Linked DNA regions of Homo sapiens: region 2 is linked to region 1. A link is a contact called in ENCODE Hi-C or POLR2A ChIA-PET data. All regions are on one chromosome and are shown on one strand. The core of a region is the stretch at or near the end of the contact, and the rest is flanking DNA. Distances in the headings are between cores, read along the strand shown.

Region 1 (3,185 bases), core at 342-2,841:
GAGGCCGAGGCGGGCGGATCATGAGGTCAGGAGATTGAGACCATCCTGGCTAACACAGTGATGTATTTTTAGTAGTCTCTACTAAAAATACAAAAAATTAGCCGCGCGCGGTGGCCGGCGCCTGTAGTCCCAGCTACTCGGGAGGCTGAGGCAGAATGGCGCGAACCCAGGAGGCAGAGCCTGCAGTGAGCCGAGATCGCGCCACTGCACTCCAGCCTGGGCGACAGAGCGAGAAAGAATAGGGAAGGAGATGTGATGAAAATGCTGAGAGTTGACTGTTAGGTTGGGTAACTGAAAAAGGCTGTTGTAAGAATGTGATCTTGACGGTGATAGCCGAGTGACAAGGAATTTACATCCCAGACAGTGGGAACAACTAGTGAAAGGAGCTTGGATGTCTGAAAGAAGGCCAATGTAGCTGATGCATAATGAGTAAGACAATCCCAGGATGAGATAAGAAGGCAGACACCACCAGATCTATAATATGGGATTCCTCAGTTTTATCGTAAACATTTTTCAAAAGGGACTTCTTGAAGGATTAAGGCAACTGTAGTTTCATGAAGTTCTTTTGGTCACTTTGGAATCAAGTCTACAAAAATAACTCATCCTGACATACTATTTTTTTTCACTTCCAAGAATTTATATTGAGCAATATTACCAGCTGAATCTTAACTTGCTTTGAAATGTTTATAAGATGGATCAATTACCTTAATATAATAGATATCTTATATACCTCACCCACTTCAAACCTAGAAATCTAAATAAACTTTACAATGAACCATGCTAAAAAAACAACCATAAAAATAGCACTCCCCAAAACAGAGTTTCATAAAGTCACCATCCTCCAGATAAGGCTCCAAGAAAAGAAAGTCTTCTCCAATGGGAAAAATATATATCCTAAATAAAACTAAACATCATTGATGTTTAGGCAAATTCCCCCAAAACACCTAATTAAAAAAGTACACAGGCTTCTATAGTACCCTATAATTACCAACATTCTCTGTTACACAAGCTCTATCACAATTCAAAACAGCAGACAGCAAAGCTTACGAAGCATAAACATTCCTTGAAGATTAGGCTGCACAATTAAGAACTGTTCTACAGTTCACTGGATTGATGATGGCTAGAAATATTTCCCCCATTCCATTTAGTCCAAAGGTTATTTATTACTCCCACTTACATAACAGCAAATTAGAGCTTATGTAATAGAAAAGGAAAAGAATGTTAAAATATACCGGGGAAACAAAAGCTGTACAGCCAGCTTCTTTCTCCCTGACCCCTGACTCTCTTCTCTTTATTATTTCCCTTATCCTTAGTTAATTATGCCTCATTCACTTCTGTTATCCTTCCACTGTATGATTTGAAAGTATGTAGTTTGGACTCAATGGAACAAACAGAAGAAAGGGAAAATTATATCCTATCAATCATTTTCCTGACCAAGGCAAGAACAGGCTTAATCTCACTTTACCGGATTCTTCTACATAAAAATATAAAGGACAAAAAAGATGATGATGTTTTAAATAATAAATCTAACCTCTTCAGCATCTAAGGTGGCCATGAAATCTGAAAAAAAAAATTGAAGAACTGGAGTCAGAAAGACTCAGAAACCACTGCTTTGCCAAGATTTCCTAACCACCCGGTTTGATTCTATTCTAGTCTGTTGTACAAATACCAGACTGTCTGCCCCTCCCTAATGCAGGTATTTGTTACTTTATTAGAACTGTCTGGGCACTTAAAACAGTTTATGTAAAATATAGACAAGATGTGGCTTCTCCACGTTTAACAGTTATCATTTGTACTGTAATATTACTTATTTTACCCTTCCTCAAGAGGAGATGCATTAAATTACTAAGTAAATATATACATAGATCTTAAACAGAACAAATTATAATGTGTATCATACAAGAATGAAGCTTTCAGGCTGGATAAGATTTTGTTTAATATTCCCTTAAAAATACTACACAATTGGTTATTTGGAAAAAAATAAATTTTGTTCCTTGGTATTTTTTGAAAAGTGTATTCGACAAGAGTTCTTAAAAAGCCTAAATGTCATAAGTAAAATTTTTTAAATATAAAGCTAAAAACCAAGGAGGGTCACTGTGCCTTCTATCCCTATATATACCAATGAACACAGTAATAGTTACGGTGAATTTTAACAAATATTTTTGCCAATGTTTGATATGTATCTCAAAACAGGAGAGTTTTAGAAAGCTATGTTTATTCTCAACAAAGTAAAAGGCAAAACAGATACACTTATTAAAGAGCCTCTGATGGGGTTTGATTACAATAAAAACAAACAAAAGATATTTTTGTACCTTTGGCTTTGTAAAGAAATATTAATTAAACAAAAATAGGTTCGCTACAACTCAAAAGACTCTTCAAGTACTAAACTGAAAACAAACATTACACTATTAGCCAATATTTTTATAATGTAAAATGGGAATTATAAGGTTATATATATAAAAGCAGAGGGTTACAGGAAAGCATATGTTTTTGTAAACATATTAAAAGTTAGCTGCTCTTCCTTTTATTTATTAAATGAATAATACTTCTGCACCAATGCATAACTTTCCCCCAAACACAGCTATTTCACACAGGATTTCCTTCCAGTGAGTCTTAATACATGTCTCCCATATTAAAAATACATGGCCAAATTAATAATGAGAAAGAATGTTTGTTCTCATATTTAGATCTATAATAAAAACACAGCATTATAAATAAGGATTATATTTCAAAATTGTTTAGAAAAAACCTCTTAAGTGTTGTATATACACAATTCTTAAACTTGAAGAAGAACCCTTCAAGTTAAGTCAAACTGTTATTTCTACTTTCCAAATGGGATATAAAGGAACTAATTTAAGGCGGTGGATGATGCAGTGGATGATGCAGCCACTATCCATTTCTTTCACTGCTATAAGCCCAGCCCTTTGCAATGTGATTGTGCCACTCCTGTCATCAAGAAATGACATTTATTTCCTCATCCGTTGAATCCTTGAATCCGGCCTGGACTTGTAACTTAATTTGACAAATACAATGTGGCAGAAGTGACCTTTGTAGGAGATCCTGCTGCTTCTGCTCTACTCTGGGAATGCTGCTAGCACACTGTGAACAAGCTAGCCCCCTTGAGGGTAGGAGAGCATGACAGAAAAAGAGCCCAGCCACCCAGCCACACCAGCAAGCATCATGTG
Region 2 (3,185 bases), core at 478-2,977, 74 kb after region 1:
AATTTTTTGTATTTTTAGTAGAGACGGGGTTTCACCATGTTAGCCAGGATGGTCTCAAACTCCTGACCTCAGGTAATCCACCCACCTCGGCCTCCCAAAGTGCTGGGATTACAGGCCTGAGCCACCGCACAATCCCCCCCAGTGACTTTTCAGATCACCCAGGCTGCCCAAATATTTCCCAGATGGAGGCAGCTTCCCTGGAAGGGTTCCCAACCTAATTGGTTTGTGGCATCCAAGAGGAGGCAGCTCAGCCTGTCGTGGGCAACATGGTGAAACCCCATCTCTACTAAAAATACGAAAAATTAGCCGGGCGTGGTGGCAGGCACCTGTAATCCCAGCTACTCGGGAGGCTGAGGCAGGAGAATCGCTTGAACCTGGGGGGCAGAGGTTGCAGTGAGCCAAGATTGCACCATTGCACTCCAGCCTGGGCGACAAGAGCAAAACTCTGTCTCAAAAAAAAAAGAAAAAAAAAGGAGGCAGCTCTCTGTTGTGGCCAAAAATCAATGGCAATAAAGGAGGCCCCTCCAGAATTGGCCCCATCTCCCACCCACTCTCTTGAGATCCCCACAACCCACAAAGCAGTGGTTTGGATTTTGTAATTAGCAGTTTGTCTTTAACAACCATGGTTTTAGCATTGCGGGTGCCAATACAGTTTCTTTGAGGCATTGGCCAGGACCCAGGCGTTGCTCCTAATTTCTAATTAAGGCCTGTTCAGATAGTAAGCGAATAAAGATCAGTCTAGCATTTCAATTAGAACAGGGTGGTGTAATGGATTCGGCTTGGGCAAACTCCTTTTAGACAAATTGTTTTGACAAGTTCAAGAAAAAGGAGGGGATTCTAGGAGTAACAAGATCAAGTGGAAAGAACACTAGCCCTGAAGTCCAGCTCTTAGAGGTCAAGTCCCAGCTCTGCTGCGAACTAACTGATTGTATGATCCTGGCCAACTCACTTCACTATTGAAGCATCAGTGCTCTCTTCTGTGAAAGTTTCACCTAAACAATTTCTGGACCCCAGCGACATCTTAAGAGATCATGGGATTCAGGGCACATCTCCTCTTCATCCACTGCCACCTTCAAAAAATTGACTTCTGTATGTTTCAGAGTAAATGTTGTTCTTTAAGAGTAAGGGTTTCACAGCCAGATGCATTGCCTCACGCCTGTAATCCCAGCACTTTGGGAGGCTGAGGCGGGTGGATTACCTGAGGTCAGGAGTTTAAGACCAGCTGGCCAACATGGCAAAACCCTGTCTCTACTAAAAATACAAAAATTAGCCAGGCCTGGTGGCAGGTGCCTGTAATCCCAGCTACTTGGGAGGCTGAGGCAGGAGAATCACTGAACCTGGGAGGCGGAGGTTGCAGTGAGCTGAGGTCGCTCCACTGCACTCCAGCCTGGGCTACAGAGCAAGACTCCATCTCAAAAAAAAAAAAAAAAAAAAAAAAAGTAAGGGTTTCACTTTGTGCCTATCTTGGAGCAAATGACCAAAAGTGTTTCTCTTATGCATGTATTTGTTCAGTTACTCTCTGAGCACCTTCCAGGAGTTGAAAGAAGTGCCTGAGTACTAATCCTTTTTCAGGCTCACACACTCAAACCCCTCTACATAGTTTTCCAGCTCAGCAGCATACTCTTAACTCCTCCTTTTCTGTACTCATAGCAGTCAGCATCTGTTCAACTCATTTCCTAATCTATCCCATAACCTCTCTTTCACTCTGAAGTTTAGCCATTAAATTGTTACCTCATTTCTCAAAGGCATTTGCCATATCTCTAACCAGATGTGAGATCTGAAGGGCAGAAACTGGACTCTGCACTTCCTACCTCCCACAGAATCTAATTCAGTGTCCTCCTCATGGGTAGTGCTCAATTAATGGTCCTTAATTGATGGGTCCATTAGCATTGTGGGTGTACAAAGGCATATAAGTGGACGTTCCTGTCCTCAGGAAAGATTCAGTGTAATTGAGGGAGATGGTGAGACCTGAAGAGTTAGGTGACAGTTGCAAGCAACATCACCAGGACTGTGATTCATTGTCAATAAATGCAATAGGTCAGTGGTTCCCAACCTTTGGACCCTAGACCTCTTGTAAACTATGGGTTATGCTAAGCATCACAAATCCTTATATCTGTAAGATGACTCAGACATGTCTCAAATGGTAGTCTCCTCCCCACTTATCTATGGTTTGGCTTTCTGATGTTTGTTACCCACAGTCAACCAAGGTTTGAAAATATGAAATGGAAAATTCCAGAAATAACCAATTCATGAGTTTTAAAATGTGCACTGTCCCACTTTATCCAGCCTGGGATGTGGACCCTCCCTGTGTTCAGTGGATCCACACTGCAGACACTACCTGCTCGTTAGTCACTAGATAGCCATCTCTGTTATAAGACGACTGTCACGTATCACGGTGCTTGGGTTCAAGTGACTCTTATTTTACAGGATAACAAGGCCTTGAATAACGTTGTCCTTTTTTTTTTTCTTTTTTTTCTCTGAGTTGGAGTCTCACTCTGTTGCCCAGGCTGGAGTTCTGGAGTTCAGTGGCATGATCTCAGCTCACTGCAACCTCCGCCTCCCGGGTTCAAGCAATTCTCCTACCTCAGCCCGGAGCAGCTGGAATTACAGGCACGTGCCACCACACCTGGCTAATTTTTGTAATTTTAGTAGAGAACCCTGTCTCAAACTCCTGACCTCAAGTGTCTACCTGCCTCAGCCTCTCAAAGTGCTGGGATTACAGGCATGAGCTACTGTACCCGGCCTCTGTTATAATGTTGATAAGAAAAAAAAAAAATAAATTCTTGTCTGGGGCCGACATCTGTGTGGAGTTTGCTTGTTCTCCTCATGTCTGCGTGGGTTTCCTCCCACATCCCAAAGATATGCACATGAGGTGAATTTGCATGTCTACCTCATCTCAGGATGAGTGAGTGTGGGTGTGAGTGTGGGTGTGGCTGCACGCTGTGAGATAATGGCACCCTCTCCAGGGTGGGTTCCCACCTTGCACCCTGAGCTGCTGGGACAGGCTCCAGCTACCCATGGCTCTGAACTGCAATAAGAATGTAAATAATTATCTTACTTGCTTTTAATAATGTTTCTTAAATACATGCATAGCTCACATTTATTGTAAGGTTTAATATGAGTAGTTTGGCATATATTTAGAAGTTTGATGACAGTTTTGTCACCAGAAATATGCTGAGGGAACT

The links. Hi-C counts contacts between places; a loop is a spot of excess contacts on that map. ChIA-PET counts read pairs that join two places held with the same protein, here RNA polymerase II (POLR2A).
Region 2: a map of Caco-2 shows a loop between it and region 1 (4-fold over the local background). The contact joins two enhancer-like sites. A Hi-C loop is called at or near these places in 1 of 168 maps with a recorded cell type or tissue (Caco-2). POLR2A ChIA-PET finds 5 or more read pairs at or near these places in 4 of 52 experiments (A549, AG04450, HEK293 and 1 more).

What each region holds. Positions count from the first base shown.
Region 1 is chr15:70,713,105-70,716,289 of GRCh38, forward strand. All of the region lies in intron 1 of UACA (uveal autoantigen with coiled-coil domains and ankyrin repeats), which reads right to left. Among named protein-coding and RNA genes, the nearest start is that of UACA, 49 kb to the right of the region's middle. RefSeq lists an enhancer at 152-691. Within about 2 kb of position 1,592, at least 5 of the 41 ENCODE cell types and tissues checked have a DNase peak (open chromatin) inside an H3K27ac peak, as active enhancers do.
Region 2 is chr15:70,786,532-70,789,716 of GRCh38, forward strand. No RefSeq gene overlaps it. Among named protein-coding and RNA genes, the nearest start is that of UACA, 25 kb to the left of the region's middle. Within about 2 kb of position 1,728, at least 3 of the 41 ENCODE cell types and tissues checked have a DNase peak (open chromatin) inside an H3K27ac peak, as active enhancers do.